4 separate regions of the Homo sapiens genome follow, and all the other regions are linked to region 2. A link is a contact called in ENCODE Hi-C or POLR2A ChIA-PET data. All regions are on one chromosome and are shown on one strand. The core of a region is the stretch at or near the end of the contact, and the rest is flanking DNA. Distances in the headings are between cores, read along the strand shown. Region 1 holds the start of TMEM123-DT (TMEM123 divergent transcript). Region 2 holds the start of MSANTD4 (Myb/SANT DNA binding domain containing 4 with coiled-coils). Region 3 overlaps LOC105369460 (a long non-coding RNA gene). Region 4 holds the start of FDX1 (ferredoxin 1).

Region 1 (6,027 bases), core at 2,998-5,497, 3.6 Mb after region 2:
GAGAAGGACACCAGCATTTTGCTGCTCTATTTGTCTCCACCCAAAATTCATTCCACAAATATAAACTGAATGCTTCTATATGATGGAAGTGCATTAGAGCCTCAAATACAAAGATGAACACATAGACTGTGCCTCCAATGTGTGCTTTCCCACGACCACTTCATAGCATTGATTACACTCTAGTATAATCGTGTATGTACCTGCCCTGCCACTATACTGTAAGCTCTGGCTAGGACATTGTCCATCATATAGTAAGCACTCAATAAATAGTTGGCGAATCATCTAATGGAGACTGTAGCCCACTGTGGGGAAAAAGACCCACAATCATACAAAGTCAGGATCCTTAGCTGTACGAAAGAAAAGCTGCTGACTCTTGCTGATATAGCAGAAAAGGATTATATTGAAGATATTGGGTAGTTCTCAGGTGTGTTGGAAGGTGTAGAGATTCAGGACTGGGGCCATTCCTCTGGGAATAATGCACAAAACCACTGCAGAACTAGCCCAGCAAGAAAACTATCACCATTGCAGCTCTCTGTCAATACCACTATTACATCAGAAACTCCATGTTGCAACCACTGAGAAACTAACGTCACTGCTAGTGCTGCCAACTAAGGCAGCCGCCTGGCTATTAGGGCAATTCATACCAGCAAGGCAAGGAGCTCCATAATGAGCCACTTTCCTCTGGTTGCTTATACCTGAATTTAAGTTTGATATGGATGAGCCTGACTGGCAAAGCCTAGGTTATATTCTTGAACCCAGTTGTAATGGAGGCTGGGAAACTGAGTTCTAAATAAAAGAAAGTAGGCTGGGTGCGGTCGCTCACACCTGTAATCCCAACACTTTGAAAGGCCAAGGCAGGTGGATCACTTTACTTCAGGAGTTCAAAAACAGCCTGGCCAACATGGGAAACCCCATCTCTACTAAAAATACAAAAGTTAGCAAGGCATGGTGGCACATGCCTGTAGTCCCAGCTACTCAGGAGGCTGAGGCACGAGAATCGCGTGAACTTGGGAGGCGGAGGTTGCAGTGAGGTGACATTGTGCCCCTGCACTCCATCCCGGGCGACAGAGCAAGACTCTGTCTCAAAAAAAAAAAAAAAAAGGAAGTGATTCGTATGACATGAATCCAGTAGCAATATGCGATAGGCACTTGGCCAAAATATGCATTCACTTTTTTATTCTCATGGAACTTGTATTTTTGTAGGACAGACAAAAAATAAACACATAAATGAACATAATGATGGATAGCACTGGATGCCACAAAAAGAAACAGAGCTGTAAACTAGGGTATTCAAGAAGGGCTTTTCTCAGATGAGCAGTGTTGAAGGATGTGAGGAAGCAGCAAGTACAGAGGCTCCGGGATGGAAACTGACTTGACATTTCTAAAGTGCTGCAAGGAGGCTGGAGCTGAGAAGTGAAGGAGAGGGTAGAAAATGAGGTGGTAAGGGCAGCCATGGACCATGTCACGTAGGCCTTGCAGGCCATGGTTTCAGACTTTGTTAAGTGGCAAGGGAATGGCATAATCTGACATGTTTTAAAAGAATCACACTGGCTGCTATGTGGAGAATATTTTATAGAGAACAAGGTTAGAGACCCAGTTGATCAATGTATGAGCAGAGGGATCCAAGCACTAAAATCTGCCCAGATGGGTGGGGAGATGGGATATGAAGGGAATCTTGAGAGAGGAGTAGAAACTGCCTAAGAGAAAAGGTTAGAGGGCATCTTGGGCAAAGGGAAGAACAGGAGCAAGAACACAGGGGCGTGGAAGGCCCCAGCATATTTGGAAAACTTTGAGTGCTCTAGTGAGGTTACAGAGAGGGATCCAGACATGAGGCTGGAAAGGAGGAGAGACCTAAATGGCCAAGGGCTGTTCTTTTAACTTTTCACATCACCAAAGTAAAATGTTGGTACAGTGATGGGGGCTGAACCTGAGGCATAACTGGGGCTACAACTTCTCTGGGAGGCTAGTCCTCCCAATAGAGTTTCCAAGAGAGCAGGAAGGCCACACAGTTCCTTGCTCTTTCCCCTCTCCTCAGACTAGAAAAAACATGGGCAATCCACAGTACTGAGCTGTTAGTATCAAAGATGGGCACACCCACTCACTGTGGTGTGGCAATCAGATAGCAGAGATCTGAAGGTGTCTCCAACAGGTCAGTACCCGGGAAAAACTGTCCAAGTAAATAAATATCTTGTTCTCCACACTGTCTTAGTCCGTTTCTGCTGCTATAACACAAATACCTTAAATGGGATACTTTATCAACAAATTTATAAACAATAGAAATCTATTTGTCCCAGTTCTGGAGGCTGGGAAGTTGACAGAGCAAGGCCTCAACAGATTTGGTGTCTGGTGAGGGCCCTCTGCCTCACAGATGGCGTCTTCCTGCTGTGCCCTCACAGTACAGAAGGGTGAAACAAGTTCCCTCAGGCCTCCTTTACAAGGGCACTAATCCCATTCATTAGCAACCAAATCACCTCCGGAAAGCCTCACATCTTTTTTTTTTTCTCTTGAGACAAGTCTCACTCTGTCTCCCAGGCTGGAGTGCAGTGGCGTGATCTCGGCTCACTGTAACCTCCACCTCCCAGGTTCAAGCGATTCCTGTGCCTCAGCCTCCCAGCTACTCGGGAGCCTCCCGAGTAGCTGGGATTATAGGCACGTCCCACCACGCCCAGATAATTGTATTTTTAGTAGAGGCGGGGTTTCACCATGTTGGTCAGGCTGGTCTTCAACTCCTGACCTCAAACGATCTACCCTTCTCAGCCTCCCAAAGTGCTGGGATTACAGGCATGAGCCACTATGCCCACCCAAGTCCCACATCTTATTATCATCACCTTGAGGATTAGGTTTCAACACATGAATGTGGTGGGGATATAAACATCCAGACCTCTTATTCCACCCCAGATTCCCAGGCTATAAGTACACTGAGCCTTAAAGGAAGTATTAGCTGTGGGTTGGTGAAGAGAATTCCAGAAGGAAAGAACAACGTATGCAAATGCCAGGAACCAGAAAGCACCCTTCTCCATGGGCAACAGAACCAAGGCTGGAAAGACAGGTTGGGCCTAGATTGGGAAATGCTTGGATAATGGGGTAGTCACCAGAACGGTTTATTCCTAAACCAGATTCCCCAGTTAAATAGAATAACCAAAATCGAAATGTGCAATGCTTGCTTTTTGTCCATGATAAGCTGCAGGGGAAACATTTGCAGGTTGGCTGACTGAATCCACAGATGGAAGTCTCTGTAAATTTAGGACAGATTGTCTCAGTTAATCTCTAGGACCAGTCAGACCTCTGTAATGATGGATTTGCCTGACATGAGAAAGTTCTACCTCTCATAACACAGTTTTCAAAAGTTAACTGCAATGTGGCCTTTATGTGATGAAATCTGGCTCAGGTGCCAAAGATCTGCAACATTAAGACCTTTGCAGGTGGGGATTCACTGTGATTTTAGGTTCCTTGGATCCTTCAGTCTTCTACTTCAGCTGAGGGTTCCCACCCAAGCCAGGACTCAGCCTTTGTTATTCTCATGCATTAGCCACAGGTAGCTATGTCACTTCAGAGTTCTGAGCACGATGAAAATGCAGACTTTACAAGCACTTCAAGTCAAGACAAGTGATTAGCATTGGCTCCAAGGGTTTAAAAGGAACTCAGCCAAAAACTGTTCAAAACTGGCCATTTCATCTGAACTGGGACAGCAGGGCACAAGGAGAGAAAAGGCTGGTTGGATTAATGCAGCCCCCGCTTTCCATGGCTCTACTGTATTTCACTGAGAGTTGCTACCAACTCCTGCGCGCGCCCCCACCCGCCCACTCCACTAATCTCGTGTCTTAATCAGAGATACAGGGAACCCGTGGAGAAGATGAAGTACAACTGGGATAAGAAGATCGTAGGTGTTTTACGTTTGAATTTAAGCAACAAATCTGTCGAGCTGTTTTTCTCCACTTCCCCCTTAGGCTGGGTCACGCGAGGGGAAAGCTCCGACCGCCCAGGACTCCTTAGAGTGAATCCCATCCCCTCAAGTTCCTCTCCAGAATCTCCCCCTCCTCCCGCCTTTGCCCTGCAACTCCTCCCTCTCACTCTGAGTCGCACGCACCCCTGTCCCCTCCCTGCCCGCAAAACTACTCTTCAAAGGCTTCCTTCCGGGCACCGCGAAGCCAGCGTGCTCAGCATTCAGGGAGGCAGCGGCGCTCGCCTTCATCCAGGACAACAAAACTGCCATTTCCGAAGAGAAAGGAAACGGCTCGCGGTTTCTGGGGTTCCCAAGCGCGCGCCTGCGAGGGAGGCCGCGAGCCGAGTCGCCACGCCCAGAACCCCGAGCCCGCCCCCGCGCCACCCAGCCCGGCCCCGCCGCCCCGGCTGCGCACGCGACGCCCCCTCCAGGCCCCGCTCCTGCGCCCTATTTGGTCATTCGGGGGGCAAGCGGCGGGAGGGGAAACGTGCGCGGCCGAAGGGGAAGCGGAGCCGGCGCCGGCTGCGCAGAGGAGCCGCTCTCGCCGCCGCCACCTCGGCTGGGAGCCCACGAGGCTGCCGCATCCTGCCCTCGGAACAATGGGACTCGGCGCGCGAGGTGCTTGGGCCGCGCTGCTCCTGGGGACGCTGCAGGTGCTAGCGCTGCTGGGGGCCGCCCATGAAAGCGCAGCCATGGCGGGTAAGTGGCTGCGGGGGTCGTCAGCCCCGTTCGTGGGAGGCAGCGCGCTGCCGAGGCTTGGGTTCCCAAGTTGGGCTCTGGTACAGAAAGTTCCGCGTGTGTCTGGCCGAACGCTCGGGGCGGACCCAGAGGTGACCGGGCGGGGTGGGGGAAACTGAGGTTTGGACCAGTCACCCGCTGGCCCCGGGGCCGCCTGCTGAGGAAATTGCCTGGTGCTTCCCCTCTCGCTTTTTGGATGCGGCGGTCGCAGGCCGGGACGGGTGCGCATAACCTGTTGAGTTACCGCAAGTTGGTTTTTACAGCCTTTCCCTGAAGTTAATGTTTGCCGAGGTTAGAGTTTCTAAGGCTTCCGTTTGTAAACAAGATTAGCTGAGTTGAAAAATATGTCTACCTAGGCCCGCGGAAACGTCTCCCAGTTAGTCGGGGAGCTTTTCAAGCGTCCCCCAGGCATTTCAGCGTCTAATATTATGCAGTATTATCCAGATGAATTACAATCTTTAGGTCCCCCTGACGCTCGAAGTTAGACTTCGGGGCTCTTGGAGCTAGTTGGGAGCTTTTGGGGAGCGCGCCCCGCCCTCGCGGTAGTTGAGGCGGCCGCCCCCATGGCGGGGCGCTCTCCACCCCTCGTGTGCCATAAACACCCGGCCGAGGCGCGCGGCAGCTGCGCAGCGTTAAGGGCACAGCTGCACGGTCGCCGGTGGCCCTTGTCGTCGCTAGTAAGGTCGTAACAGGATGATGTTGACTTTGCTTTTCTGTGTAGGGCGGAATTTGTTTCGTTTTAGGCCCTTGGCCCTTTGGAGACTTCAAACAGCCCTTTTTGGATGAAACCAGGAAGTTGGGATTTGTTGTGTAAATACTGTTTTCCTTTGTCAACTGTTAGAGAAGTCAGGTCCCTAGGTAATGGTCAGTAAACTAGGATAAGTTAAGTAACCCAAGGTTTTCATGGTTTTAAGTTCTATCCATCCACTGTATATGTTAGCCTTAGGTTCGTTTTATCCAGCAAAAGAAAAAGGCAGTTTGTAAATCTGGAAGGTTCAGGCACAACACTTGCTTTTTCTGGAATAACCTGGGTGAATTAACAATTTTTCTTTGTTTTGCTGAAGTTTTTTTGTTTGCTTAATTGTGCGTGTGACAAACTGGCTTCGCAGACCTAATTTTGAGATCATTTAAGAAAAAAAGTGGTAAAATCATGTCCATCGTGTATCTTGGTCCTAATTTTATACCAATTATCTCATGAGGTGAGGTCTCCATTTTTAAAAATTTGTTGCTGTGTTTGTGAAGATAAGCCTTACTGTTTCAATGAATTACCGATTAGAGAAACTGTGAGTGACCATGCTTTTCTTTCTTTTGCCCTGATAACACAGATTTTTTTTGCCCTATTTTAG
Region 2 (6,542 bases), core at 3,741-6,240:
GGCAGACAAGAGAAGAGAGAGCTTGTGCAGGGAAACTCCCATTTTTAAAACCATTAGATTTCATGAGACTCTCATGAGTAAGTAGAGACAAGCATGTCTCTACTTACTGACAAAGTCATAAGTAATAACCTGTAAGCTTACACCAATCATTACATTTTAAAGCGTATATTTCATAATTACTTCCTATTTTATGGGAGAGTTCCTCCAAGAATATCCAGCAAGGATTTACCATTCATTCAGAATATTCCATCATTTATTAACCAAATATTTTTTGAGTGTCTGTTACATTCACTATCATGATTACAGCACAGGAAAGACCCACCCCTGTAATTCAATCACCTCCCACTGGGCTCCTCCCAAGACATGTGGGAATTGTGAGAGTTACAATTCAAGATGAGACTTGGGTGGGGACACAGCCAAACCACATCAACATAAAAGTTCAAATTTTCTATTAGCCTCATTAAAAAAAATAAAAAAACACAAGTAGCCAAAGAAATATTCAGAAAAAAGAACAAAGTTGGAGGTATCACACTTCCTCATTTCAAACTGTATTACAATGCTACAGTATCAAAATAGTATGGTACTAGCATAAAACCATACACACATACCAATGGAACAGAATGGAGAAGCCAGAAATAAATCCACTCACATACAGTCAACTAATCTTTGATATAGGTGTCAATGAATATATACAATATGCAATGTGAAAACGATAGTCTCTTCAATAAATGGTGTTGGAAAACTTTTGTATATGGATATCCACATAGAAAAGAATAAAATTGGACCCTCATCTTATACCACATACAATAATTAACTTGAAATGGATTAAAGATGTAAATACAAGACTTGACACTCTAAAACTCCTAAATGAAACCATAGGGGAAAATCTCCTTGACATTGGTCTTGGCAATGATTTTTTGGATAAGACACTGAAGCACAAAGAAAAGCAAAAATAAGTGGTACTACAACAAACTTAAAGCCTTCTGTACAGCAAAGGAAACAAATGGAAAAGCACCTATGGAATAAAAATAGTTGTAAACCATATATCTGGTAAGAGATTAATATCCAAAATATATAAGGAATTCATATAACTCAATAGCAAAAAAACAAATAACCTGATTGAAAAATGGACAAAAAAATCTAAATAGACACTTCTCCAAAATAGACATACAAATGGCCCATAAGTATATGAAAAGATGATCAACATCATTAACCATCAAGGAAATACAAATCAAACCCACAATGACTCGTCACCTCATAGCTGTCAGAATGGCTATTAGTTTTTAAAAAGACAACAAGTGTTGGTGAGGACATGGGAAAAGGAAAACCCTTGTACACTGTTGGTGGGAATAGAAATTGGTACAACTATTATGAAAACAAGTATGGAGGTTCCTCAAAAAATTAAAAATAGAGCAACCATACAATTCAGCAATTCAGCAACCCCACTATTGGGTATATATTAATAAGGAAATGAAATTAGTATGTCAAAGACATATCTACACTTCCATGTTTATTGCAGTATTACTCATAATAGCCAAGATATGGAAATAACCTAAGTGTCCATCTATGGATGAGTTCATAAAGAACCTGTGGTGTGTATATGTATATACATATACATATACATATACATATGCACAATGGAATATTATTCAGCCGTAAAAATGAAGGAAATTCTGCCATTTGCATCAAGAGGACGTTATACTAAGTGAAATAAGCCACACACAGAAAGACAAATACTGTATGATCTCACCTATATGTGGAATCACAAAAACTTGAATTCTACTCAGATGCAGTGGCTCACACCTGTAAGCACTTTGCAAGGCTGAGGTGGAAGGACTGCTTGAGGCTGGAAGTTCTAGTCAGCCTAGGCAACACAGTGAGACCCTGTCTCAACCAAAAAAAAAAAAAAAAAATTGCCAGATGTGGCAGCGATGCCTGGGGTCCTAGCAAGGTGGGAAGATCACGTTTGCCGAGGAGTTCTAAGCTGCAGTGAGGTATGACCATTCCATTGCACTTCAGCCTGGACAACAGAGTGAGACTCTGTCTCTAAAAGGAAAAAAAAAAAAAGTAGAACTCAAAGAAGTAGAGGGCAGAATGGTACTGCCAGGGCTGGGGGTTGTGAAGAAACCTCCAGTTATAAAATGAGTAAGTTATGGGAATCTGTCATAAAGCATGGTGACTATAGTTAATATTATATTGTTTACTTGAAATTTTCTAAGAAAGTGCATCTTAAGTGCCCTCACCTCCCCCCCCCACCCCCCCCCACCAAATAATGGTAACTATGTGTGGTGATGGATGTATTGATTGTGGTAATCATTTCACAATGTATATGTATATCAAATCATCATGAATATATATAATTTTTATTTGTCAATCATACCTCAATAAAGCTGGAAACAATTTAAAAACAGGTAAAATTAATTTTAATAATATATTTTTCTTAACCTAATTATGCAAAAATTATAATTTCAACTTATAGTCAACACAAAAATTATTAGTGAGATATTTATTTTTTTCATGCTAAATCTTGGAATCCTGCATATATTTTACACTTACAGCACATCTCAATTCAGACACTATTTTTAAATCAGAAATACTTGATCTATATTTAGATTTCAAAAAGTTTACAATTGAAAAAGTATACACATAACCCAAATTTTCCAAATAGAAGTATCTAGTAACTTGAATCAAATATCAGTTTTTAAATTAAAGTTAATTAAAATTAATAAAATTAAAATTCAGTTATTTGGTTGTACTAGCCACATTCCAATGACTCATCTGGCTATCACAGTTGGACAGCACAGTTGTAAAGTAAGTGTGTAAGTATCTTTGGGTCAAATCTCTAGCCTGGACTTAAGAAAAATTAAATCAGCAAACAGGTTGATCATGGAGTACTGATAGTACACATTATGGATTACCTTCAAATTCTTCATTGTTGGTCCATATCCACTCAGACAAGATGTAGCTGAGAGGAAATAGTGAGGGTATTTGGAAAAGATACTTCAATTAGCAAAGAGACTGAGGTTAATTGGGGAAAGCTTAGAGTTCATGATACGAAAGCAAAAGTTTGTTAATACTGATTCACCATTCTTGTCCCCATTACTGAGGTAAATAAACAGAGTCAAGTGGTGGACAGGTTCTGAACAGAACTGATAGTGTCTGGTTATGATGGGGATAGCTAGTTATCTTACTTTCTCACTGCACTCATCAAAAAAACACCACCCACCATGAACAAAATCCAAAATTATAAAATACAACTTGTATTTTTCCAAAAATTACAAGTTTCTTTTGATCTACTTTGGCAAAAGTATAGACATGCTTCTTTGACAAACATGTCTATACTTACTGACAAAGTCATAAGTAACAATCTGTAAGATCAATCTGATCATTACATTTTAAAGAGCATATTTCATAATTACTTCCTATTTTATGGGAGAGTTCCTCCAAGAATATCCAGCAAGGATGCACCATTCCTCCAGAATATTCCACCATTTATTTACCAAATCTTTTTTGTCTGTTACATTCTAGGCACTGTGTTATTCACAACAGTAAACAAGAAAAGCCCCACCCACATAAAATATGTGGGAAGTGCTGTCAGAGGAAAGGCCGTGATGAGAGCTCGCTGAAGTAGGCTTGCAGATTTAGTAAACAAAAATTTTTATTTTTTTAAATTTAGCAAATAAACATATGGATACCAAATATTCCATTGGACAGATTAAAAATTATTTGCTTTTTATCTGAACTTCAAATTTAACTGAGCGTCCTGTTTTTATCTGGCAAACCTACAGGGAAGGGAATACTTGGAAGTGGAGGGAGGGTGAATGGAGATAATTTTGGAAGCCTTCCTTTAGAAAGGAATTTCTAAAAATGAATGCTAGGCATAGCGGAGAAGCAGGGAGGAAACACAGCAATGCAAACTGACTTCCCAGTAGCCACTGTAGAGTTCAGGAACTGAAAGAAGCAAAGGGAATGGGGTAAGGAAGAAGAAATGTGGGTATAATGTCGAGAGATGAAGGTTGAGGGAAAAGTAGGTGCCTTATTTTTCAGGTTCGATAAGGAGTTTGTACTGTATCACCAGTGGTGAGATTCCACTAAAAAACTTTAAGCAGCTCATTTTGGCTACAACGTGAAGAATGAACTACAGTCCGGCAGACAGGATGTTGGGAGACCAGCTAGGAGGCTACTGATGGAATTCAGGTGAGTCCACAGAGGCCTGGACAGAGGCAGCGGGAAGAAAGGTGCACTAATCACAAACACCTGAACGTGAGACGGCAGAAAATAAGCAACTGCAAACTTGAATATAGAGGAGGACTGGGAGAGAAGAAAGCAGAAGCACATATTTGGGGAAACAGTGAAGAATGGTAAAAAAAAAAAAAAAAAAAAAAAAAAATTCAAATGTCTTCTGGGAAGTATATAGTATGATAAGGACTAAGAAGTGACTCCTAGATTTAGCCATAAGGAAGTCACCAGCGACCTTTGGCACGGGCAGCCTTAGAGGAATGGCTGAGGCCAATTAGGTCGCAGCTGGTCGAGGAGAAGGTGATGCTGGCCTAAGAACCCGACTGGAGCAGCACAAGTTTCCTACTTCTTCTTTGCCCTTTTAACAGGTGAGGGTCAAGGACAAGAGACGAGTTTGGAGATGCAGCGGCCAGTGCCCCAATCAGTTGGAACAGCGCAGCAAGCGGATCTCTAGGGGCCAATCCCTTCCTAGAGTCCACTTGACTGACAGAGCTGCGCGCCACAGACGGGGCACAGACAGGGAGGTGAATCACGAGGGGGCGGAATTCCAGGGCACTAACCCGGAACCGGTTTGGGACTTGATTCCCATTGTGAGGCCAGGCCTAGGGCGGGCTCTCAGCCAGAATGGCTACACCATTCTAACCAATGGATGAGACTCATCAAATGAGCGGCAGCCATATGAGCCATTGGGGTGGCGGGAGATGGGCGGGCCCAGTTAGTGGGCGGGGGATCAATGAAGCATCTTTTTTCCTACCCCCCTTGGGGCGACCGTGGGGAGGTGCCGCCGGGGTCGCAGGTGAGCGGTTCTATGCTGGAGGAGGCGGCCAGGGAAGCGGCGGCTCCGTGACCAGTGGGTGCCCTCGCAGTGGGTAGGGTCCCGGAGGGGTCAGCGGCAATTGGCGCAACGCTTGCTGCCGGGTTTGGTCCAAGGGCTGCGACGTAGCGGGACTGCACGCTCGGGAGAAGTGCCACGCGCGTCTGTCGCCTGACCGGGGAGGCTGGGGAGGGCCCAGGCCACGGAAACAAGACTGCAGAAGTTTCTGGGCACTCAGTCGGGACTCTCATTTAATACCCAGAGAGAGGAGATCTTCCAGGTTGCCCCGACTCCCACCGGGACTCCTACCAGCAGCAACCTCATCATTGTGGCCGAGGCAGGTGCGCGCCCCTGCTCCCCTGGGTGGCCTTCCGGGAGCCCAGTCTAACTCGATTCTTCCCAGGGGCTCTTTTTGGACGGTCCCAAAGGAGGCAGCGGGAGGGAGGTGAAAGATACTTTGATAACCGTCGACCCATAAGTATACTTGTTATGCACCTACCACGAGTTTTAGAGAAGAACATACTTTTTGGCAGGGAAGTGAATCCCCTATAAGAATATAGGGGAGGGGAAAGCCACACTTTAAAGAGAATTTGGGTAGGGTTTGATATTGTAGATTTGTGATGCTTTTCTTCTTGAACTGCTTAACTAATTTACCCTCAAATTTTTTTGATCCGGAACTTGCCGTCTGGTTTTTCTCAGACTTCTTAATTCTGACTTATCATGAAGTATCTAGGAACTTCATTCTCAAGTTTTAGTGCTTGTAAAAAGTTGCCTGGTTATATTATGCCATTGGCAGTACATCATCTTCACAAGGATTACGTAAGTGAACTACATCTCATTCCTGTTTCCAACTAGTGAAGAACGATTGTGAAATGGGATTTTAGAAAATGGCTGTTCTCTGTGATTGGGCATAGAAGGTTTGTAAGTTTTAGAGACTGCAGCTGTTGAATCCTTTCTGCTAAGAGAGCGATGACAGGCAATAGAAAAGGGATAGTGTTTGACATCTAAAATGACATATTTTCACATTTTATGAGGTGTTATATCCCCAGCACCAAAAATAGTGCCTTTCACACAGTAGGAGCTCAGTAAGTATTTTTTGAGGAAATTATTGGGGAATGAATGGATGGTAGAAAACCCAAGCTTCTGTTACTTGGATACCGGCATATAAAGGAGAGGACAGGAAGACAAACATTTCTGGAAATGGCTTTTATCCAGGTAAGCATATCTACAGAACTTCAACAACTCAAGATGCATCAATGCTGGCACTTTCTTGCACTTAATCAGAAAATATCAAGGTTTTAGAAGAAGATTTTCACACAATTAAGCCAAGACTGGGTATCTAAGGTGCATCCCAATATCAATTTCAGTCAGGTTAAAAATGTATTAAAGCCCATTTGATTAAATGAAATAGTTCATCAGTTCAGAATAGATCAGTCAGGACAACGGGATACCACTTTGTAAGTTAGAGATATGGAGTTAGGAATTGTTG
Region 3 (6,612 bases), core at 572-3,071, 3.8 Mb after region 2:
GACTGCTCTGATGACCAGAACCCTCCTAGAGCTGGAAGGAAATTTCCAGCATGTTATCAAACTCTTGTTTTATAACTAAGCCTCAAAGAATGGAAGGAGCAATTCCAGATCACTGAACAAATTAGGAGCAACTCAGGGCAAAATTTCAGACCTACCTTCTGCCACACACAAAAAAGGAGTTGGTGCTGACAAGACTCACTCTTTTAGAACCTGCCCACCTGGAGGAACTCTGAGGAGGAGCCAATTAATTCATCCCCACACCAGCTCAGTCACCCATCCTATGCAATGATAGGACTAGACAGAGAGAACCTGAAGCCTGCACTGAGCACATCTGAGATTAAATCACTGTTCACTGGGTTTAAATAGGGATGACAGCACAGTTATTCGCTAACCCTGCAAACTGCTGTTTCAGAAGCAATGTTCAGGGGTGAATCATTAAAATAAGAACATAACCAACTCACATATCACCTAACAGGAAATGATGGGAGAGGAACAACCCAACTAACTTGTTTAGGCTTTTAATCCCCCAAACCAGCCTGCGAGCCTGAGCCTGAAGCCTCAGCCCTGCCCAGCTCCACCTGATTAAGTTCTGTCTCCAGAACATCTTTAAGGAGGGGCTGGTCTTAATGCAAGTCTGATAACACTTTTCATTGCCTCCTGGTTTCTTGATCCCAGAAGCTAGGCACGTGGAGGTGAGTGAGAAAGCAAGTTTACAAAGGGGCAGTTGATTAATGTAGGTATAAAAGTTTTCTTTTTCCAACTGAGTAATAAAATTTGGTTTGAAATCAAGCCTGGTTTATAGAGGGGATATTAAAACCCAACTCAATTCCAGTTATAGAGAAAGAACTAACCAATTCTAGTCATTTTCTAGAATTCAGAATTACATGGCCTGACCTAAAAAATTCCAAATACTTTATTTAGACCCTAGGGGAATTCTTTATGTGACCCTCAAATGAAGCTGCTAATAATGAGCTTAGGAGCTAAATTGTGCCTTGCATCGATGTGATCTCTACCCAGAGGAATCTTTCTAAAATCCAAATCACATCATAGTCTCTTGCTTAAGATACTTCCATGTTTCCTCTCTGCTTCAACATAAAAATCTGTAGCCACTAGAATTTATAATTTAGGAATTCTTTCATGATCTGGCCCCATGATCCAGCTTCACCTTTCCAGAGGGTCTGTACTACTTCCAGCTTCTCCCTGTCCTTGCTCTCATCCTACCTCTCTAACTAGCTGCAACGTGCTCTTCCTCCACAGCCCCCTCTACCTGTCCAACACCCAGCAATTCCACCCTCACAGCACTTCCCACTGCCCGTTTACCTGTTGGTCTTTTCCACTAGACAATAAGCTTCTTGAGGGTTATTTTGCCATTAAATCCCCAGTGACTGGAAACAAGTAGACCCTCGGTAGCTATTTGCTGAATCAGACTGAATTTGGAAAGAAAAAGGAAAGAAACGAGCACTAATGAATAAGTGTCAGTGCTTGGCACATAAACAATATAGATACGTCATTCTTTTAATCCTCAAACAGCTGTGAAATTTAACGATAATCAACCCCATTTTGTGAATAAGGAAATTGAATCTCGAGAGTCCAGTCACTTGAGCAAGGTGTATAGAGGAGGTAGGACAAAATTGTCGCTAAGTCGGGCAACGCCCTCTGCAGCAGCCGAGCGGCGCTGCCTCCTGATTGCCGGGGATGACTGGGGCTGCCGGAGCTCTCTGGGCAGAGATCCAAGCTCCGGGCCCAAGTACAGGCAGGTGTTCGTGCAGAGGCCCCACCCACCCTGGCTGGAGCCCCGCCCCACCCGCATGCCCCGCCTACTCAGCGCTGCCCCGGTGGAGAAAGCAGCGCGGCCGCAGGGCGTGCAGGATTGACAGGGCATGCCCTGGCATTCCGGAAATGCCGTGGAAAACAGCGAAACTTCAGCTCCAGGTGGCCTAGAGGCGTGGCAAACGAGAATGTGGGGGAGGTGTTCACTGCAGAAGGGTGGTCCCAAATCTGGGACCCACCGTTCCCTCCAGCCCCGCAGAAGTCAGTCAGGCCGTGGTGCTGGAAGCTTCTCAGACTTGCCTGTCATTAAAGTCCGAGGGTGGTTATAAACTCCAACTGTCACGGCAAGTTGTGTTTTTGGAGACTCTTCCAACTCCGCCAGGCTGTAAACAATGACTTTGCCTTAGAAGTTGCAGTTGAATAGGAAGAGCTTGGAAGAGCGCTTTGAGTTGAATTGCCAAGTCGGAGCTTTTGAAGCTTCTCCGAAGTTTGCTCGAATTGCAGCCCGAACTACATCTTTTCCACAAGGGCTGGACATATTTCAGGAATCTAGTATTTCCTTGGGGAATGTTTTCCTCCCCCTGCGCTGGAAGCTGCTCTCCATGTTTTCCCCCCCTTTCATTCCCATGGGTTGAAACTGACCCGCCCTGTGTGGAGGAAGTCCTCTGTAGGACTCTGGAGATCCGACCAGGACATCCACCTGGGCATTTTGGACCCCAACGCCTTGCTTCTGTATCTGATCTGCATTTGCCTTTCTGGACACCCTCTTCTGTGCTCCAAGACACCCTATACTTTTCTACCTTGACAGGGAACTTGACATTTTTAAACTTACCTATTTATTTGTCCGTCTCCCCTATTAGATTATGAATTCCTTAGGTCAGAGACATTCTTTCCTTATGTCAGTACCTGACACATTGAACCGTGGTTGTGGAGAGAATAAGTTCCCTCAGCCGTTATGAAGGGAAACCTCCCCAGCTTGTAAACTGTCTCCTTGACTTATGGAGGACTGTTCCAGAATGAGTCAGAGGGGAAGATCCACCCAGATAAGTCGGAGGCATTGGAAACAAGCCGGTAAAACTTTCTTCATTTGATCTTTTATACATTGGAGCTACTCACACAGATAGATTTTTGAAGCAAATAACTGCATTTTGCATCTACCATCCCTTTTCCCCCCACATTTAACCCACACTATGTAGATAAAATTTACTTGGGGAATTCTTGAACAGTTAAATTGTTTATATTCAATTAAGAGATTTTTATCTTTATTAATCCCCTCCTCCTCCACATATTTTCAGGCAAAATAATTATTGAGTAGTATAGGGACTTTGGGATCGTTATAATAATCAAAGAGGCCTGAGTATTCATTCAAAAAATGAAAATGAGATTTTTCATTTTTTGAAGGAAGGAATTCGTGCTTAACTCTGATGTTCATTTAGTTACTGATGATTTTTAAATTTTAACTTGTATATTCAAGTGAGTATTGTCTTTTCTTGTTATATGTTTATTTAACAATGCCATCATTTCTCAAAGCATTTTATTTTACTTACTTTAAGCCATAAGAAAAGCAAGGTGGGCATTGCTTGAGCCCAGGAGTTTGAGACCAGCCTGGGCAACAAAGTGAGATCCCCCGTCTCTCTCTCTCTCTCTTTTTTTTCTTAAATAAGAAGTTAAAAAAGGAAAAAAAAAAAAAAGAAACAAAAGCAAAGCATACTTGTGGTAGGACGCAGTGGCTCACACCCGTAATCCCAGCATTTTGGGAGGGCAAGGTGGAAGGATCCCTTGAGCCCAGGAGTTCGAGACCAGTCTGGGCAACACAGGGAGCCCCTATCTGTTTTTTTTTTTTTTTGAGACAGAGTCTTGCTCTGTCGCTCAGGCTGGAGTACAGTGGCGCGATCTCGGCTTACTGTAAGCTCTGCCTTCCGGGTTGACGCCATTCTCCTGCCTCAGCCTCCCCAGTAGCTGGGACTACAGGCGTCCGCCACCACGCCCGGCTAACTTTTTGTATTTTTTACTAGAGATGGGGTTTCACCGTGTTAGCCAGGATGGTCTCGATCTCCTGACCTCGTGATCCGCCCGCCTCGGCCTCCCAAAGTGCTGGGATTACAGGCATAAGCTACTGCACCCGGCAGAGCCCCTATCTCTAAAAAATAAAATAAAATAAGATATATGTTTTTTGAAGCAGACCTGTATCTTTATAGTAATACCTCATATACCCCAGAATTCTGAAGATAAGACCATCAGGCCAAGTACAGACTTAGGGCCACGCTCCCCCTCCATGTTTTTTAGAGCCCCACAACCCCTTCATGTTTTTTAAATTCACAATTAGTGTTCTTTCAACATGAATAGACTAAAATATCTCAGTTTTCTGAAACAAAAAGGAACATGATTTATTGACCTTATTTAACCAAAGGAAACATATGGTGTCATTTAACACTAACTCTAGATTTGGATCAAATTTTTAGAATGAGCAATGCCTCTGATTTAACTAAGCATCTCCTGCAGGAAAGGAGTCATGCAAAGCTTCATCTGCTCAACTGAGAACAGAACAGGCCAAAGTTTAACTTTATATTCCCTGGGATTCTTCAGGCTATTAAAATATTTGGCTAAATGATTGAATACGCTTTACAAAAGTCACAATATTTTCATATACAACATTTGGAAATGAGCTAATTGCTTTTCATGTGCTTCTCAAATGACAGACAGTACAGCCCCCTCAGAGATTCCCATAGCAATGGCCTATAGACTTTGCAAAATCATAGACTAACAGGGATGCAGTTTTTTTGGAGAATCAATTTTGCTGAATGGTGATTAGCCTAAAATATTTTATATTAAAAACCAAACAGAATGCAACATGTATATGAATTTTTAAGATCAAACAGCAAATTCTAAAGAAATTTTTGTTTGCAGTGCCAGCATCATCTCTCCAACAGCCCTCTCACCCTCAGGATATATATTCCCTTTCGTTTTTTCAGGATTGTTTGGTGGAAGTTTAAGATACTCTCTAACCTAATATGTTGACATTAGTCAGCGTTCACTGACCTTGAGGAAAACTAGCTAACATTGACTTGTGTAATGTATGGTCTTTATCATTCTGGTTCTTCCCTCCACCCGCCATCTGTCTCCCAGGTAGGCTAACTCTAAAACAGGCACAACTAAGGCTTACTTACATTCCCTTTTTTTTTTTTTTTTCCTGAGACAGAGTCTCACTCTGTCACCCAGGCTGGAGTGCAGTGGCACCCTCTTAGCTCACTGCAACTTCCGCCTCCCAGGTTCAAGCGATTCTCGTGCCTCAGCCTCCCGAGAGTAGCAGGGACTACAGGTGCACACCACCACACCCGGCTAATTTTTGTATTTTCGGTAGAGACGGGGTTTCGCCATGTTGGCCAAGCTGGTCTTGAACTCCTTAAGTGATTTGCCCACCTTGGCCTCTCAAAGTGCTAGGATTACAGGCATGAGCCACTGTGTCCAGCCTACATTCCCTTTTAAAGGTTGCCTTTCTTCCTAGGCTGCACTTCAGGACCGCAAGAAGAGTGCTAAACCCTTATGAACTTTTTCTTTCTTTTAAAAAAAATTTGTCTAGAGATACCCAAGTATTGTTCACGAGGCCCATGGTTTTAGACCATGCTGGCTTTCTCATATTAGGGGTCCCTTTCCTGAGAGTGCTAATCCATGGACATACATGCACACTAGTCTCTCCCATTCTGCACCTGTACCCCGACTCACCTGTTCACATGGCTCCATTCCCTCCCTAGCACCTGCAGTTACTTCTTCCAGTTTCTTTCCATGAATACAGACCTGCTTCTCCTGCTGTACTGTAAAGACAGGAGGCAAAGGCAGGAGCCATTTTCTGCTAAAATCTGCTAATGCTGATATGGCATTTCCCACATTAGCTAAAGTTAAACAGAGTTGATGATGCTATTTTATATACTTTGTTTTTTTTTTTGAGACAGAGTCTCGCTTTGTTGCTCAGGCTGGAGTGCAGTGGTGTGATCTCGACTCACTGCAACCTCCACCTCCCGGGTTCAAGCGATTCTCCTGCCTCAGCCTCTGGAGTAGCTGGGACTACAGGTGCACACTACCACACCCAGATCATTTTTGTGTTTTTAGTAGAGACAGGGTTTCGCCATGTTGGCTAGGCTGGTCTTGAACTCCTGACCTCGAGTGATCCACCTGCCTCGGCCTCCCCAAGTGTTGGGATTACAGGCGTGAGCCACTGCACCCAGCATATTTTATATTATTTTATTTTTATTATTTTGAGATGGAGTCTCACTCTGTCGCCCAGGCTGGTGTGCAGTGGCTTGATCTCGGCTCACTGCAAGCTCTGTCTCCTGGGTTCACACCATTCTCCTGCCTCAGCCTCCCGAGTAGCTGGGACTACAGGCGCCCACCACCACGCCTGGCTAATTTTTTGTATTTTTAGTAAACACGGGGTTTCACTGTGTTAGCCAGGATGGTCTCGATCTCCTGACCTCTTGATCCACCCGCCTCGGCCTCCCAAAGTGCTGGGATTACAGGCATGAGCCACTGCGCCCGGCCATTTTATATAATTTTAAAGCTTTGTGTCTTCTTTACTTTTTTCCCCATTATTTCAGCTCCTCCAGTTTTTGCACAAAGCTTGATAAATCTCTAAAATAAAACATTCTATAATCAAAAAACAGGACCATGCTCTAAAATGCCTGGAATATGAATAGAAATGATATTCTAAATGATGGTTGTATGTTAGAGATATTGTCAAAAACCTAACAACCTCCCATCTCTTCCGTAACACAGAATAAGGCAGGACAGAAATGACTATAGGCCACTGAGAGAGAAGATACTTACTTTCCAACTTCTCATTATCCT
Region 4 (6,656 bases), core at 3,491-5,990, 4.4 Mb before region 2:
TGTGTCCATAAAAGACTAGACCAGGGTTGTAGTGAGCTTCTAAAAAGCAAATCATGGCCGAGCATGGTGACTCACGCCTGTAATTCCAACACTTTGGGAGGCCAAGGCGGGCGGATTACCTGAGGTCAGAAGTTCAAGACCAGCCTGGCCAACATGGCGAAACCCCGTCTCTACTAAAAATACAAAAATTAGGCATGGTGGTACATGCCTGTAATCCCAGCTACTCGGGAGGCTGAGGCAGGAGAATCGCTTGAACCCGGAAGGCAGAGGTTGCAGTGAGCCGAGATCAAACCACTGCACTCCAGCCCGGGTGGCAGAGTGAAACTCTGTCTCCAAAAAAAAAAAAAAAAAAATCAATAGGGCGATTGCTTTTCCAGTGCTACATAGAATACTACTGCTGAGAGATGTTGTTTAGTAGTTTTCTGCGTATTTGACATCTCATTTCAGTCCACATTGTATACTTACAAATCAAAGGGACTAGAAAAAGTTTATTTGTTTGAATCTGTAAGATAAATACCTCCTTACATGTTTTTTTAAGATAGTATGTTAACTATCAGCTAGCTGACTTAAATTTCCTTCACTTCTCACAAACATCCCTCCAAAATTTGAGAAGCCATTATACTAAAAACTAGATCCTTATTCCTCCACCATTGGTCATTTTAATTTTTACCTCACACTTGAAAAGATTCTCTTCAACTTAAAATAATGAGTTGTTATTCTTATTACTACCAGTAGATGGCAATAGCCCATCAAACAAATCTTTAAGTAAAACTCAGAATTAAATAATTTCAGAGCCATAACTATCTCGAAAGTTATCAAGTCCAGTGATCCCATTTCACAAATGAGGCAACTGAAGCCCCACTGGGATAATGCCCTCCCTAATATTATAACACTGGGAAAAAAAACAGGATTCTATTCATTAAAACTCATCAAAAGGGTGTGTGTGTGTGTACCAGAATGTTCCTCAAAAGGGCCTGCGCTCTCCAACTTCTTTTCACAGCCAAAACATGCTTTAAAACTAGTATTCCCACATATTATTCATAATTTTCAACATGAATAACTGCCATTTTTTTCAAAGTACAATGGCTGAGAATGAAAATACCCTAGAGGCAGGGAGGCCACTTTGGAGGTTATCAAAACAGCATAAACTAATCAGGGACAGAGAATGCAGTGACTTAACAGACATCCAGGAGGTAGACCAAAAGGTTTTAGTGACCATCTACATAAGATAAACTGAAAAGCGGAAAGAAAAACATTGGGATTTCCAGCTCACACAATTAGGTGGTACCATTTAACCTAGGTTTAAGACAGGAACCAAAGGAACTTTGGGGAAGACAGAAATAAGTTGAAGCTTAGACCTGCTGAATTTAATAATGAAAAAGCCAGATGAGAATGTCCAAACACCAGATGGCAATATGGGTATGGGTCTGAGCCCAGCAGAGAAGTCTAGAGATTTGACATCAACGAATGCCTGGTAGCTAAAGCTACAGGAAGCACATTAGAAAGAATTCCATCATTTATACACACTACTGAAAGCCAGAGGTTTCAGCGTTGCTGTTCTTCTGAAGCACTCTAGAGCTAAGCTTACAGCAAAGGAATTCGAAATCTCTTACATCAGCCTCCTCTTCTATAAAATTGGACAACATTAATCTTATAGTTCTGACAATGTATGCAAAATACGTAACACATAGTAGAATTCAACACACACTGATTAATAACTGTTATTTAAAGACCAAGCCCTTTTGCTAAGAAGCCCAACCTGTTGGTCTGTATTAAAGGTAAACAGCCCTACAAAAAACTGCCAAGTAAGAGTATTAACAGGTTTACCAAAGAAGAGGAGAGGAGGCGGAAACGAAAGAAAAATGTAATTCTTAAGTTGAAAGAGTATGGAACCTAAGAGTCAGAAGATGTAGACCCTATGCTGGGAGTGGTCACTCACGCCTGTAATCCCAATACTTTGGGAGGCTGAAGCAGGCAGATTACTTGAGGCCAGGGGTTCCAGACCAGGCTGGTCAACATAGTGAAATCTCATCTCTACTAAAACTACAAAACTTAGCCGAGTGTGGTGGCACGCGCCTGTAATCCCAGATATTCGGGTGGCTGAGGCACGAGAATCGCTTGAACCTGGGAGGTGTAGGCTGCAGTGAGCCATGATGGCACCACTGCACTCAGGTGAAGAGTACACCAACACCTCCAAAATCACCACTAAAGAACTAACCCATTAACCAAACACCACCTGTGCCCCCAAAACTACTGAAATTTTAAAAATAAATAGAAATTTAAAATTTTTTTAAAATCCGCAAAAACTTCTTGAGTTCTAGTCCTAGTTTTGCCAGCTACTTAATATGAAATTTTTATTCCCATTTATCTACCCTCCCTACCTCATAGAATTGTCTTAAGAGTCATACGAAACAATACACGTGAAAGATCTTTGCTACCTGAATCACTGCAAACCCCCTTGTGTCACGGTATTTTAGAGTAAAAGGAGTTTTTCTGACTCTCAATTACTGATAGCTTATCGAGTTGTTAAACTTCAAAGACAGAACTACAGTTTCTAGAACTGCTCTGTCTGTCTATAAGAACTTTGTGCCATAACAAAGATGTTCTACACATACTTGCAATGTCCAATACAGTAGCCACTAGCCACATGTGGCTACTGAGAACTCGAAATGTGGCTAGTGTAACTACGAGATTGAATCTTTAATTTTATTTACCTTTAATTATGTTAAACTTCAATAGCCACATGTGATTAGTAGTTACGGTAGTTACAGCACAAGTCTCATTAACACAGTAAGAACTGGAAAATCCAGTTGTAGCTCCAAAGTCTGTAAGAGGAATGATAAGACCATGAATAGAAATTGTGCCAATAAAGAGGGCAGCAGGATTATGAGGAAATAGACGTGCTCCCCTTTAAAACAACCTGACATATCCAAATCCAAAAAACAAATCTGAGAAAGATAACTCCCAATTACTACAAAAACATTCATGTTCCCTTATACCAGTTACACAAGCATGTTCAATATCTGTCCCAATTGATTCAGTTGTCCAAAACTCATCCATTGTATAACAGAAAGCAAGGTACCCACACTGGTCAAAGACAGGGGGGGAAGTGCAGAGGAAACAGGAACAAATAAATCTGGCTTGCCTTCTCCCTGATTTCCCCCAAAGTTCACACAACAAAAATGTATGGAGCACCCACTAGATAACGGGATTAGTGGGGAAAAGATGACTGAAAGTCTTAGACCCTGCTCTCAGAGACCTCAAAAAGAAACTAGACAAAGCAGCGTACAAATCCAACACACTCTCCCTCTAGTTCTCGATTCCTGCTACCCTACATCATGCGGTCAAAGAGCTGTCGAGAGATCTGCATTATATAAATCGCCACCATGTTGGTAAAAATTATGTGTAAATTGTATCTCTAGTATATCTAAGGAGTGTCTTTGAAAAACAAATATGCCCAAGAACCTAAAACTTCAACACATTTGGGATAAATTGTCACATTTCTTTCAATATTTAATACAAAACTCTCTTAACATTGTGAACCTAAGAAGCTGCTGCTGCTGCTGCTGCTGCTGCTGCTGCTGCTACCAAGTGGCATCTACTGAGCCCTCATTACGTGCTAGGCACAAGACTACCTGTATCGCTGTATTAACTCATTGATTCTTCAATTAACCATAGGAGGTCTACACTGTTATTATATCCAACTTGCAAATGGAGAAACTGGGTTCCTAAGGACTGACCAAGTTAGGCACGTCAGACAATCAGTGCCAAAGCCAAGTTTCAAGTCCCGGCAGATTACTTCAACGCAGGGGCTTTCAACACTTGAGCAACTAGCAAAGGGCCTACAGGGCAGCAGAGGGTATGGGCTGGGTGTATTCTACCTGGACACCCCCTGACAAAGACCTGGGACCTGGGTGTCCTCTCAAAGCAGGGCAAGGCCCTGAAAAAAACAGCTGGCAGGTGTGTCAGGCCAGGACAGCAGGAGGGAAGCCTGTCGCGAAGGTCACTGCCAGTTTCGGGCAGAGCAAAGGTCAGATCCCAGACAAATCACACGGAGAACAAGCAGCAGCAAAGTCCCGGCTTTCCTCAGGGCACGGGAAGCGCTGGGAAAGGGAGCTGGGCGTCCAGGGTCCCCGATTCCCGCCGGGAGTGGGTGATGCGGAAAGGAACTCTGCGGTGCGACGGAAGGGAGGCAGCGACGCCACCGAGCAGCGAGACGGAGCCGCGAGAGCACCCCAGAAGAGGGGGGCGAGAGGCAGGCCTCCGGGGTGTGGGCCCGGCGCGCAGAAGGCACTGGAACCAGAGACTCGGCCCAGAGAGCCAGGCGCCACCCACCGGGGACCCCGGCCCGCGCCGGCGATCGCGCCCGCACGGCGCCCTACCTGCTCCGGGCCCGCGCCGACACGCTCAGCGACCGGCTCGCCTCCGCGCTCCCGCCCGGCCCCCGGTTCCTCAGCAGGCCGCTGGATCCAGCGCGGGACCCAGCGTGGTGCAGCCACCGGCCGGCCGGGCCGCCGAGGACAGCAGAAGCGGCGCGCAGCAGCCGGGCGCCCCCAGCGGCAGCCATCGCCCGCGGTCGGGAACTGCCGGAAGCGACGCAGGCCGCGCTTTGAGGCCGCGAGAGACTCCAAAGAGGCGGGGGCGGCAGCTGCGGCGCAGACGCCCGAGGGCCGCGGCGAGGGGCGCGGGGCTGGAGTGGCGGAGAGACCCTGCTGGAAGCACCGCGCCGAGGTTCCGCGTGCCTTCCGGGTGACCTATAAAGACATTGGCAAGCAGAGCGCGGCCCCGCCCCGCCTCTCACGCCCACGCCGCCCGGTCCCATGGGGCGGGGCCAGCGCAGGGGGCCTTTACCAACCCTCCAGGTTCCGTTGTAAGCTGGATGCTTTTTTAGCGGCTGAAGTTGCCGTGCAGAAACAAAATATTTTGAAAGATAGCTGGACGTCTAGCGGAAATCGGTTAGCTAGACCACTGTGTTCTGTTCCGCATACCCCCATCCCCTAGCCGTTAAAAAAAAAACTGGGAAATTGTGTCATCTTGGAGTCAAGTTAGAGCAAAGTGAATTCTGCCCACTGTAAAACAAAAACAGTGGGAAATTTTGGAAAATCTCAGAATGCTATTATACAAAGAAATAATTATGACTATAAAATTGTAAATGAAATTAATGAATAGGCTTGGGGCTCCTGCAGAGGACAGGTAGCCATCCTAGACCTTGACTGGCAAGTAAATGCTGGCTGAGTACATGAAACCCACGAGACTGAACCGGAAACTTTGTGATGAGCTGAGATCTCTAAAAGACTTTCACAAAAAACAGAAAAGATGAACTTTAAAATACACCTTATCATGGTTCATATGTTGTGGGAAATGCATGGGCTTTAAGGTCAGAAATAGCAATGTTCAGATCCAAGATCTACTGCTTTAGAGATCTGAGACCTTGGAAAAATTATTCTCATGGAGGATCAGAGTTTCCATAACTCTCAAACACAGATAAGATGTTCCAGCCTTCAGGGCCATTCTGATGTTAATCTAATACGCAATGCACACCGTGCGTCACAAACCAGGAAGGCTACCGCTTCCTGGGCCTTCCTCCATCAGGGTACTCATAAAGAGGCTAAAGGCCAAAGTCAAGGGGATATTGCAGATATGCTAAACACAATCAGATACTTTTTTTTTCTTTTTTTGACATGGGGTCTCTCTATTCTGCCCAGGCTGTAGTGCAGTGGCGAAATCTCGGCTCACTGCAACCTCCGCCTCCCAGGTTCAAGTGATTCTCCTGCCTCAGCCTCCCGAGTAGCTAGGACTACAGGCGTGTGCCACCACACGCCACTAATTTTTGAAGATTCAGAACAAGAAAGTGTAAGCATGAGTAAAGTATCTGCGGACAATGTATGGTGCTTTCTGGAACCCAATGGCAGAGAGAAGGCAGTGGCTCCTAATTGCCTCAAATCGTTGGATGAAGAGAAAGTCTTTCAAGCTGCGAAGGGCACAGCAAACCCTGACAAGTAATCTTGAAGAGGAGGTTGTAAAAGAACAGCTAACTTTTGTTTTTAGTAAGACCAAACTTCCAAGGTCGGATGAATTAGTTGTAGGAAGAGAATTGAAAAGAAAAAAAATCGTAGATGTTCTGTCTTCTCTCAGCCCTCCTGTAGCAAATACAGTTTCAACTCCCTTAAGGCACTTGATAGCTTTCTGCTTTGTAGGGTAGTTATTCGTACACATAGAGTAGTTATTTATATAGTTCATCTTAGTGACTCCGACAGCACCAGCTACAGGGTCTTGAACATATCAAGGGTCTAATAAATATTGGTGAATAAATTGATGTTATGAAATTTCCATTAATAATCATCAGAATTCATTAAGCATGTATATGAAGATTAAAGATAGAAAAAATGTTCTCCAGGTTTTCTAAGGTGGATGAGAAGTAATGCCAAAAATTGCAAATATCAGTAGTCAGCAGAATTCCAGAATGGATTTGTAAACATGATCATGAATACAGATAAAGCAACATGGAATTACTGAGGACGTGCTTTTGCTTATCTGTTTGCTTATGTATTTCTTTGTCTATAAAACTCCCACCCCTCCATCCCTTTTTTTTTCTTTTTTTCCTTAGAGATGGGGTTTTGCCATGTTGCCCAGGCTAGTCTGGAACTCCTGAGCTC

Evidence for each region. Hi-C counts contacts between places; a loop is a spot of excess contacts on that map. ChIA-PET counts read pairs that join two places held with the same protein, here RNA polymerase II (POLR2A). Pooled maps may share reads with other maps.
Region 1: a map of naive thymus-derived CD4-positive, alpha-beta T cell shows a loop between it and region 2 (29-fold over the local background). The contact joins the promoter of TMEM123-DT here to the promoter of MSANTD4 in region 2. A Hi-C loop is called at or near these places in 1 of 168 maps with a recorded cell type or tissue (naive thymus-derived CD4-positive, alpha-beta T cell) and 6 of 50 pooled maps. POLR2A ChIA-PET finds 5 or more read pairs at or near these places in 1 of 52 experiments (activated CD4-positive, alpha-beta T cell).
Region 3: a loop to region 2 is called in a pooled map, with 5 times the contacts of the local background. The contact joins the enhancer-like site here to the promoter of MSANTD4 in region 2. A Hi-C loop is called at or near these places in 3 of 50 pooled maps.
Region 4: a map of B cell shows a loop between it and region 2 (28-fold over the local background). The contact joins the promoter of FDX1 here to the promoter of MSANTD4 in region 2. A Hi-C loop is called at or near these places in 2 of 168 maps with a recorded cell type or tissue (B cell and naive thymus-derived CD4-positive, alpha-beta T cell) and 9 of 50 pooled maps.

What each region holds. Positions count from the first base shown.
Region 1 is chr11:102,451,139-102,457,165 of GRCh38, reverse strand. It overlaps TMEM123-DT (TMEM123 divergent transcript), which reads right to left and starts at 4,247. Exons shown (of 2, transcript NR_135053.1): 1 at 4,117-4,247. It overlaps TMEM123 (transmembrane protein 123), which reads left to right and starts at 4,401. Exons shown (of 5, transcript NM_052932.3): 1 at 4,401-4,642. The coding sequence starts at 4,543. RefSeq lists enhancers at 4,038-4,147, 4,878-5,167, 5,348-5,397 and a silencer at 4,268-4,557.
Region 2 is chr11:106,020,688-106,027,229 of GRCh38, reverse strand. MSANTD4 (Myb/SANT DNA binding domain containing 4 with coiled-coils) reads left to right here and starts at 4,990. Exons shown (of 3, transcript NM_032424.3): 1 at 4,990-6,268. RefSeq lists enhancers at 4,449-4,518, 5,349-5,468 and a silencer at 4,909-5,018.
Region 3 is chr11:102,263,945-102,270,556 of GRCh38, reverse strand. LOC105369460 (a long non-coding RNA gene) reads right to left here. Exons shown (of 5, transcript XR_007062863.1): 1 at 6,592-6,612; 2 at 1,321-1,427. Among named protein-coding and RNA genes, the nearest start is that of BIRC3, 50 kb to the left of the region's middle. RefSeq lists a silencer at 1,699-1,808. Within about 2 kb of position 1,821, at least 17 of the 41 ENCODE cell types and tissues checked have a DNase peak (open chromatin) inside an H3K27ac peak, as active enhancers do.
Region 4 is chr11:110,428,032-110,434,687 of GRCh38, reverse strand. FDX1 (ferredoxin 1) reads right to left here and starts at 4,740. Exons shown (of 4, transcript NM_004109.5): 1 at 4,383-4,740. The coding sequence starts at 4,567. RefSeq lists an enhancer at 3,927-4,206 and a silencer at 4,277-4,926.